2 separate regions of the Homo sapiens genome follow, and region 2 is linked to region 1. Evidence: read pairs that join two places in POLR2A ChIA-PET (ENCODE). Cell type or tissue: PC-3. All regions are shown on one strand. Links, peaks and the distances in the headings refer to the core of each region. The heading gives the core; the rest is flanking DNA.

Region 1 (5,372 bases), core at 176-5,175:
TCCCAGAGCTTGGCATTTCTAGTAAGGTCTCCCCAAGAGATGCCAGTCGTACAGGGTCCTCGGAGGCAGTTCCTGATGCATGGAAAAGAGAACAGGGTTCTGAAATCTGTGGTTGGTAGCCAGGCGCCTGTAATCCCAGCTACTTGGAAGGCTGAGGCAGGAAGGCTGAGGCATGAGCGCAGGAGTTCAAGGCTGCAGTGAGCTATGATTGCACCACTGCATTCTAGCCTGGGTGACAGATCCAGACCCTGTCTCTAAAAAAATAAATAAAGTAAAATAAATTTAAATTAAATAAATCTGTGGTTGGAACTGTGGCTACCCTTGGAAAAGGGAGTGACAAGGAAGAGGCATGACCGGCATCTGGGCTGCTGGCCACGCAGCACTTCTTGGTGTGGATGCTGCTTTCATGGGCAGATTCACTTTGTGGCCATCCATTGGCCAGGCACAATGGCTCACGCCTGTAATCCCAGCACTTTAGGAAGCCGAGGCGAGCGGATCACTTGAGGCCAGGAGTTCAAAAGCAGCCTGGCCAACGTGGTGAAACCCCGTCTCTACCAAAATTACAAAAATTAGCCAGGCGTGGTGGTGCACACCTGTAATCCCAGCTATGTTAGGAGGCTGAGGCACAAGAATTGCCTGAACTCAGGAGGCAGAGGTTGCAGTGAGCCAACATCACGTCACTGTACTCCAGCCTGGGTGACAGAATGAGACTCTGTCTCAAAAAAAAGAAAAAAAGATTCACTTTGTGGTCATTCATGAGCTCACCGTTTGAGCTCCTGTCTCTGCGTAGACTGTGCTTCCATAGAGAGAAACCCTGTAGGTGACCTGCAGCCTGCCCTTTCCTGGGTCCTCCAGGAACGAGGTGCCTTTGGGGCAGGGGTCTCTGGCCAGCCTCATCCCCAGGCTAGGCTCTCAGGGTCCCTGCGGAGGAGCCCACAGCCTTTCTCCCCCAAGCCCTGGGAGTGAGCCCCTCCAGCCCAGGGATTCCACACCCAGAGACAGGACATCAGCACCCTCAGCTCAGGGCGCCCCCCACAACTCACACACTGTCGTGGCCCCCTCCTTCCTTGGCTTCTGCCTTCCCTCCTTCCTCATCTTTCCTTCAGCCGGTGCTGTGACCGGAAGAGCTGTGGCAACCGGAATGAGACGCCCTCAGACCCCGTCATCATTGACAGGTACAGGCTCAGGGAGGGGGCCTGGAAGCTCAGAGGAGAGTGGGGGAGGGGCAGCTGTTTTCAACCACAGAGCACCAAGGCTCAAGGGAGGAGCGGAGCAGCCCCCCCGGGGCACCAGGTTGGGTGGCTCTGAGCAGAGAGGGAAACTGCCAGGCACCAGGGAGCCTCCAGCCGTGGCCCCTGAGTGAGGCCCCAGGTGGCCAACTTTCTGGAGCTGCTTTCCCCGACTCCCTGAGAGAAGGAGCCAGGGAGGGCAGGGAGGTTGAGAGGGGGGTGGGAAGGGAGGGGAGGAACCAGCACTCAGGAACCGTCCAGGTGGAGTGGCCAGCGTGGTCATGTCAGCAAAAACCAGGCTCAGGTTCCCAGTTCACCCCTGTGCTGTCTGACCTGACTTCTCTGAACATTCGTTTCTTTCACTGGAAAAGTGGGGAAAGAGCTGGCAGGTTTCAGTCATAGAATTGTCGAGGTGATGCATGTAAAAGTGCATTTGCACACCATGATTTCTATTTCTTTATTTTGTGTGTGTGTGTTTGTTTTGTTTTGTCGCCCAGGCTAAAGTGCAGTGGTGTGGTCATGGCTCACTGCAGCCTCAATCTCCGAGGTTCCGGTGATCCTCCCACCTCAGCCTCCCAGGTAATTGGGACTACAAGGACACGCCTCCACACCTGGCTAATTTTTTGTATTTTTTGTAGAGACCGGGTTTTGCCATATTGCTCAGGCTGGTCTTGAACTCCTGGGCTCAAGCAATCCACCCACCTCGACCTTCCAAAGTGCTGGGATTACAAACATGAGCCACTGTGCCTGGCCTACTTCTTTTTGAAGAGGAAATGCATAAATAAGGTGTAAAATTCAAATGGTACAAAACAGTAAATAATGAAAAGGAAGTCTCCCTCCACCCCTATGTAGAGCATACTGTACATGTTTTTTTTTTTTGGTAACAATATATTTTAGATATTCCACACAGGAACATAAACCATATCTTATTCTCCTTTTAATAGAAAAAGCATTCATAGGTGCAAAAATTCAAGAAGCTTAAAAGGGTTTACAGCAAACTGTCTCCCACCTCTGTCTCCCACCCATCCATTCCCCACCAAATAAGCTACCACTATTAGCAGTTTCTGTTGTATCCTTCCTGAGATAGTCTGTGCATATACAACAAAATAGTTATATGTTCTTTTTGTACCCTTTCCTTTTGTTTTTATAAAAATGGTGACAGTGGCTGAGTGCAGTGGCTCATGCCTGTAATCCCAACACTTTGGGAGGCTGAGGCAGGGGGATTGCTTGAGCCCATGAGTTTGAGACCAGCCTGGCCAACAGGGTAAAATCCCATCTCAACAAAAAATACACACACAAAAATTAGCTGGGCATGGTGGTGTACATCTGTGGTCCCAGCTACTCAGGAGGCCGAGGTGGGAGGATCACCTGAGCCCAGGAGGTCTAGACTGCAGCGAGCTGTGATTGTGCCACTGCACTCCAGTCTGGGCAACAGAGTGAGACCCTGTCTAAAATAATAATAATAATAATAATAATAATAATAAAATTAAATTAAAATTAAAATGGTGGCAGGAAGCAGAACTTTCAGCACCTTTCTTTTTCCTTGAAAAATTTAGATCTGGGAGTTTACATCAGGACACAAGAAGTCTCCTTATTCTTTTTTGCCACTGCAAAATATTTCATTGTATGGGTATGCCATAATTTATTTAAATAGTCAGATATTGCTGGACATTTTGGTTGTTTTCATCCCTTTTCAGGGATTTAAAAATGCTGCAGTGAATTACTTTGTCCATGTGCCATTTCACACGTGTAAATTTATATGAAGGCTATTACTAAGTAGAATTGCTGGGACAAAGAATATGTGCATTTGTAGTTTTGATAGCTACTGCCAATTCGATCTCTGTAGGGGTTATACCAACAGCATTGAAACCAGCAATTTTGAGAATGCCTATTCCTTACACTCTGGCCAATTAAGTATTTTTGTTTATTTGTTCAATCAACAATTCTTGAGCATCTACTCTGTGCTAAGAACTTTTCTACATGCTGTGGATTAAGCAATGACCAAAATAGACAAAAAGCCTTGTGTTCACGGGCTTACAATCTGGTAGGGGAAATAGACATTAACAAACTAAATGAAAAAAATACATAGCATGTTAGATGGTGATAACAGCTAAGAAAAATAAAGCCATTGAGGAAGATCTGGGAGTGCCTAGGAAGGAAGGTTTGAAGCTTTAGGGTATTTAAGGTCTCACTGAAAAGATGACATTTGAGCCAAGACCTCAAGGAAGTAAGAGAGTGAGCGATGTATTTATGTATCTGGGGGAAGAATATTCTCGGCAAGAGTGTGCCTGCTGTGTTTAAGGGAAAACAAGGAGGCCCAGGTGGCTGGAGCAAGGAAGGTAGTAGGAGGAAATGATGTCAGGAATAATGAATGGGGCAGAGGAAGGCACGACCATGCAGGGTCTTATAGGCTGCATGGAGGCCACACTTGTGGGTCATTGTAAGGGCTTTGGCAGGACATGGAAGCCATTGAGGGGTGTTGAGAATGATAAGACCTGCCTTATATTTTAGCAAGATCACTCTAGCTGCCATATTGACAATGACCTGTACAAGGCAGGGAGATGAGTTAGGAAGCCAGTACAATAGCCCAGGTGAAGGATGATGGAAGCTGAGACTAGGGATGCTATAGGGGAGGTTGTAAGAAGCGGCTGCATTCTGTGTACATTTCATTTCATAGGCAGGACTGACAGGATTTGTTATGGAAGGAGAGAGAGAGAGTCAAAGACTCAAAGATGTCTCCAAGGTTTCTGACCTATCAACTTAGAAGGATGGAGTTTCCTGAGAAGGGTGTGATTTGGGGAAGAGCAGGTTTTGGAGGAGAAAGATCTGGAGTTTGGTTTGAGCATGTTATGTTTATGATGCTCACTAAACATCCAAGTGAGGAGCTGAAAAAGCCACAGAAAACATGAGGATGGGACTCAAGAGAAAGGTTCAGGCTGCAGATGTAAATTTGAATGAATGAAATCATCGAGGGGATGAGTGTTGATAGCAAACAGAAGAGGCCTAAGAACTGAATCCTGAGGTGTCTAGTATTTAGAGGTCATGGAGATGTGGAACCAGCAAAGGAGAATGAGAAGAAGTGACCAGCAAGGTAAGAGGGAAGTCAGGGGAGTGTCGTGTCCTGAAGCCAAGATAAGAAAATGTTCCAAGAAGGAGGCATCTGTGTCCAGTGCTGCTCATGGGTATGATAACAAAGACTAGGGACTGACCATTAGATTTAGCAATGAGGAGGATATTGGTGACTGTCACGGGAGTCATTTCAGTGGAGTTGAGGGGCAGAAGACTGATAGAATTGTGTCTAAGAGAGAACAGGAGGAGAGAGATTGGAGACAGTGAGTAGAGGAACTCTTTTGAGTTTTGCTCTAAAGAAATCAAAGGAATCAGATGATGTCTGGAGCACTGTGTAGTGCCAAGAAAAAATACAGCTTGCTCATATGCTGACGAGAAACAGCCAGGAGGGAAGGGGAAAATGAGGATGCAAGAGAGAGGGGAGAATTGCTGAAGCAATATCCTTCAGGTGGCAAAAGGGATGTGACCTAGTGCATAGGTAGAGAGGCTGGTTTTAGCTGGGAGCATAGACAGTTCATCCATGGAAAAGCAGGGAAGACAGAGACATGGACACAGAAGTGGATAAATGGGTATATCCAAGTGGGAGCTTGGATGTTGTCTTCTGATTGCTTTGTTTTCTCCATGAACTGAGAACCAAGGTCAACAGTGGAAGATAAGGATAGAGAGGGAGACACTAGAGGGCGTGATATAGTTATCCAAGAGAGTGAGTGAACCAGGGGGATGAATGTCATGTGATTGACAAGCGGCACTGAGGGTACCCTTGACGTTTATGATCATAAATTTGGTGATAACTTTCTCCAGCCATGTTGAGCTGCACAGGTGCAGGTGCAGAACAGGTGAGTGGTTGCATAAAACCAGAGTTAGAGGTTTGTCAGTTGAGTAGAAGGAAACATGAGAGGGCAAGAGACTGAAATGTATGTGCAAGGGATATTTATTTTTTAAAAATGGAAGGATTTAAGCTGGGTAAAGAGACGAGTATGATGAGAGTGTGGACATCAATTCTGATGGGGCCAAAGGATTGTTGGAGTTGAGATATGAGACAGGGGTTGAACTGGATGTTAGGTGGATGGAGAA
Region 2 (5,372 bases), core at 310-5,309, 58 kb after region 1:
CTGCTGGATTTTCATTGGGATTACATTAAATTTACAGACTAATTAATGGAGAATTGATGTCTTTAAAATATTGTGTGTTTCAATCTATGAATATTGTATATCCCTCCATTTATTTAGATCTTTTAAGACTTCTCTTAATAATGTTTTATAGACTTCTGTATGAAAGTTTTGCACCTATTTCATTTATTTCTATTTGATTATTTTGTGATATTATAAATAGTATCATTTTCTTAATTTTATTTGTTGTGAATATATAGAAACAATGGATTTTTGTATAATTACCTTGTATCCAGCAATCTTGCTTAGCCACTTATCCTTAGATTATCTTGAATTTTCTTAGCTACATAGTTATGTCATCTGCAAAAAAAGGACAGTTTCATTTCTTCACTTGCAGTCCTTACTTTTTTATTTTTACTTATTTTTCTTGCTTAAATGCACTGGCTGCAACCTCCAATACAATGTTGAATAGAAGTAGTGAGAGTGGACATCTTTGTTTTGCTCCTGATTCTGGAGGGCAAACTTTTAATATTCCATCATTAAGCATCGTATTTGGTTTATAGATATCCTTCTATTCCTAATTTTCTAAAAATGTTTAAAAATTATAAATAGATGCCAAAATTTGTGAAATATTTTTCTTCATGTATTAAGTAATCAAATTACTTTCTCCATTATTTCGTTAATGTGCTGAATTATATTAATTACATGTCTAATTTTAAGCCACTGCTTTAGCTAATTGTATGTTTAATTGTAAATGGCCATATATTCTTTTTTTTTTTTTTTTGAGTGCAATGGCACGATCTCAGCTCACTGCAACCTCCCCTCCCTGGTTCAAGTGATTCTCTCGCCTCAGCCTCCTAAGTAGCTGGGATTACAGGCTCACACCACCATGCCTGGCTAATTTTTGTATTTTTAGTACAGATGAGCTTTCACCATGTTGGCCAGGCTGGTCTGGAACCCCTGACCTCAAGTGATCTGCTCTCCTTGGCCTCCGAAAGTGCTGGGATTACAGGCATGAGCCACCATGCCTGGCCTTATTCTTTATACAGGGTATACCAATTATTAACACAGAGCCCATTTTCTCTTTCTCTCTCTGCACTACTCTCTAAGAAGGCACTCACTGGCCCTCGCCCTTACCCGCTTCTCCTGGAGGAGCTAGGCTTTCTGCAGACCACCTCGGTACCTCACACTGCTACACTGGCTTTGGCTACCTTCTAGGAGCAGTGGAGGGAAAAACACAAGAACAAACACAAATTAATCTCTCACTAAGTCATTCTACTTTGACTCTAACCCATCTTTTACCATTCTATTCTAACCATTAAGATTCAAACCCAGCTGGGCTCCTTAGCTCTGGGTCCCCTCTGTTGGAAATCCAGAACAGTCCTCGTGAGTCCTCTGTTCAGGAGCCCCTGACCACTCACTTCCAAAGGTGAAGATACTCAAAGCTTCCCTCCTTGCCTCACCTTGGCAGGGGGTCACAGAGTGGCAGCCTCAGGAGGGTGGGAGGTCCTGGGTTTGAAGCTGCAGAGACTGCCAAGCAGAATGGGTAGGAGGGTCTCAGAGACCCCCACTGGAGACAGAACGGAAGAGAATTCATGGCTCTAAAGATGCAGGAGAGGCTGCCTAGCAGGGCAGGAACAGCAACAAGACGGTTTTATTTGTATACATTCCTTTTTGAGTATTTTATTCCTTGAGAGAGAAGGCGCCAAGTGTTTATGGGGGAAGGAAAGCTGGCCGTCCAGTAGCAGATTTGCTGTTCCCTGGGGCTCAGCATCCCAGCATCTTCATTCTCCAAAGCCTCTCCTGCCCCTCCCCTGCCAGCCTGGGAGCGAGCGCTGCCCTGATGCACCCTCATCTGGTGGGGTGTGAGGAGGAGGCTCGGGCTAGGCTGCCGCAGCTCCGGGCAGTCATCCCATGAGTCCAGTTCCTGAAGGGCTGATTCGTGTAGGGCAGAAAAACCCTCTGGCTTGGCTCCTGCCCCTGCTGCCTCTCTGGGGGTTCCACCCATGTAGGAGCCTGCCCCCTCCACGCACCCACCCGCTCACCCAGAACTGAGTTCACCTTTAGGTGGGTGGGGGAGGCTCCAGCCACTCTCAGGCTGGCACTGCCTCAAGCCCAGCCAGCGCTGGCTTCTGTGGTGAAAGCTGGTTTGTCTGGGCTGCTCCCCAGGGCCTTCCTGGAGCTGGGCCTGGAGGCTGACCTTGCCAAGACAAACTGTGGCTGCCGGTGGAATGTGGTCGAGTGGCTGAGCAGGCCCAAACCTGGCAGGTCTGTCCATGGTGCCCCTGCAGGTTCCACAACACAGAGCCCTACAGAGTCAGGTGGGGCCAGGAGCAGGTACCGAGAGACTTCTGGGCATCTCTCTGTCCCTTGTTGAGTGAGGACGGGGCAGCATCTCTTTTGGTCTCAACTGAAAGTGTAAAAGGCTATCATCAAGTGTGAAGGTTGACAGAATTCCTCAACCCACTTCCTCTGGGAAGCAGCTGTGCAGGAGAAGACATGGTGGGGAGGGGGTGCGGGGAGGAGTGTGTGCCTGTGTGGGTGTGGGCATAAAGCAGGAGCTGCCAGGGGAGGAGAAAGAGCTCTGGCAAGACCTCTTCTTCCCTTAACACAGCCCGGTGGGATGGGGCTACGTTGCTGTTAGAGCCAGAGTTTAATTTTTTTTTTTTTGAGACAGGGTCTTGTTCTGTTGCCCAGGTTGGAGTACAGTGGCACTGTCTCAGCTCACTGCCGCCTCGACCTCCTGAGCTCAAGCAATCCTACCTCAGCCTCCTGAGTAGCTGGGACTACAGGCATGTGCCACCATACCCGACTAATTTTTCTATTTTTTGTAGAGACAGGGGTCTCACTATGTTGCCCAGGATAGTCTTGAACTCCTGCCCTCAAGCAATCCTCCTACCTCTGCCTCCCAAAGTGCTGAGATTACAGATGTGAGCCACTGTGTCCAGCCAGATCCACAATTTGTTCAGCCCATACCATCAGCCCATTATTTTAGCGGGGGTTCCCTGGACGCAGAGCCTGAAATGGGGATTTGTGTGCACATGAAAGGGCTCTCTGGACAAAAAGGAGAGAAGAAAGCAGAACAGGGTAGGGGAAAGAGCTGGGCAAGTCTCTGCAGGAGGCTAGCACAGTCCCACGCGGAGCCTAAGCATGAAGGGCACCTCAGTTGGACCCTGCCATGACAAGGAGATGCCTCTAATATCCCTGAGCCTGTCAGCCACTGGTTGGAGGCTGCCAGAGGAGAGTGGAGAGTGAAACCTCCTGGGCAAAGCAGCTCCCATTTGGCCAAGGACAATACTTGGGAGAAGGGGGCAGCTGTGAGCTGTCAGCAGCCAACACTCACCCCAGTTGGGGATGAGCACACTGGCTGGTAAGGATCTGGTGGAACTCTAAGAGCCTCCACTGCACCCCTCTACCTAGTAAATCCGAGACCAGGAGCGACGCCCGTCTTTATACCAGCCCTACTTCTTGGGTGGCAAGGACTCCCCTTCTGTTTCAAGTAGGGCTTATAGGGAATGTCCTGGGCCATTGACAAACAAAGGGCAGGAATCCACTCAGGGAGATCAGGTGATGCTCAACAGAGCTGTGCAGCAGAGGTGGACACACACAGCAAGCACGCAGTTGACTCAATCATAGTCACTGCTTGGGAGGGCCATAGGTGCTGTCCACATCAGCTCTGCTGGCTCGGGACACCCATCATTGCCTTGGATGTCTCTAAAAGCTGACTCGCTCTTCTGCCTGTCCTCCCACCTACCCCCTACCCAGGCTGAACCCCATTTCCCTTCTCTTCTACCTCCCAGATCAGTGACGCTGAGCCAGTCCCTAAGGTAGGGTGAGGGCTGGCAGTCTTGCTGTTGCTCTAGTCTCTTTCCAAGATATCGCCTTGGCATCTGCTCCTGCTTCCCTGTGGCCTTCCATTTTCATACTCAAGAGTCTGTTTCCAGGCCAGGTGCGGTGGCTCATGCCTATAATCCCATCACTTTGGGAGGCCGAGGCGGGCTGATCACTTGAGGTCAGGAGTTGGAAACCAGCCTGGCCAACATGGTGAAACCCCATCTCTACTAAAAATAAAAAACTATTAGCCGGGCGGGGTGGGGCGTGCCTGTAATCCCACCTACTTGGGAGGCTGAGGCAGGAGAACTGCTTGAACCCGGTAGGCGGAGGTTGCAGTGAGTCGAGATCACGCCACTGCACTCCAGCCTCGGTGACAGAGCAAGACTCTGTCTCCAAAACAAAACAAAACAAAACAAAACACAAACAAAAACAAAAAAAAGGAGTCTGTTTCCCAAACAAAACAAAAACTCTGAGTCTGCTCTGTTTCTCCCTCTGCAATGCCCGGCAGCAACACTAATTTCCCTTAGGCAATAGGGACACTACTGACTAAGTAGGGGAAGCTCACAGAAATTAGAACAAAGTGGCGAAGGGAAGTCCAAGGGACTCAATCCAGTGCCCAGAGAGGAAGGACAGCAGTGTCCTCTGGGAGGGTGAGCCCCAGAAAGAGGCACCCCACTGGAAATATGACAGGAGGTGGAGGAAGCTGAAGAGAAAAGAAAACGTGTGAAAAGCACCTCATGCTCCAAAGACAAACAAAACAAGAAAAGTAGAGACTTCCCAGAAGATGGAATGATGTAGGTTTGCCATTTCTTCTGCTAAGTCTAATTTAAAACCCTGGATGGCTCACGCCTGTAATCCCAACACTTTGGGAGGCCCAAGTAGGAGGATCACTTGAAGCCAGGAGTTCGAGACCAGCCAGTGCAACATAGTGAGACCACCTGACTCTACAAAAGAAAAATTAGCCAGGCGCAGTAGTGCGCACCTGTAGTCCCAGCTACTCGGGACTGAGGCTGGAGGATGGCTTGAGGCCAAGAGTTTGAGGTTATAGTAGCACCACTGCACTCCAGCCTGAGCAACAGCGAGACCTTGTTGCTTAAAAAAATAAATAAATAAAAATGAAAAATAAAACCCTGGACATTATATATAAAACAAGCATAAACAGATTCTGGGGGGAGAAAAGGGTTCTGAATGGGGGAGAAAAAGAGGCAGATGATTTAGAGGCCTCTGCACCCCAGGAAAGACATGGCAGAGAATCCCCTGGGTTTTCTTTCTGTTCCACATATCCTAGATTTGGAACTTAAGAAACTGGCAACACAGCAATGCCATGGCATGCCAAAAAATAAAAAAAAGCTCCAATAAAAACCTGCTCCTCTAGCCAAAGGACCAAGTGAACAGCAACCTAGTAAGGCTGAAACCGAGACACAAAAACCACTTTACTTCAGCCAAGCCCCACAGAATAAACTGAGACCCCACCTACATCCGCACAGCAAAGGCGCAGTGGGGAGCCTAAATTCCACCCTCCCAAGGCTGCAGTGAGGTTC

What was found. ChIA-PET counts read pairs that join two places held together with the same protein. Peaks named below come from ENCODE experiments on the same cell type or tissue, not always from the same donor. Only the 100,000 strongest peaks of a DNase experiment are listed, where the experiment ranks them.
Region 2: POLR2A ChIA-PET joins it to region 1 with 8 read pairs; 9 of 35 experiments call an interaction of 5 or more read pairs at or near these places.

The regions. Positions count from the first base shown.
Region 1 is chr20:2,708,468-2,713,839 of GRCh38, forward strand. It overlaps EBF4 (EBF family member 4), which reads left to right. Exons shown (of 17, transcript NM_001395167.1): 6 at 1,107-1,175. Among named protein-coding and RNA genes, the nearest start is that of EBF4, 18 kb to the left of the region's middle. In PC-3, for the core only: a CTCF peak has its summit at 4,988 (motif pointing right); no DNase peak of the experiment used is centred there; H3K27me3 peaks cover 3,490 bases.
Region 2 is chr20:2,766,298-2,771,669 of GRCh38, forward strand. No RefSeq gene overlaps it. Among named protein-coding and RNA genes, the nearest start is that of CPXM1, 32 kb to the right of the region's middle. In PC-3, for the core only: no CTCF peak of the experiment used is centred there; a DNase peak (open chromatin) is centred at 2,204; H3K4me3 peaks cover 822 bases.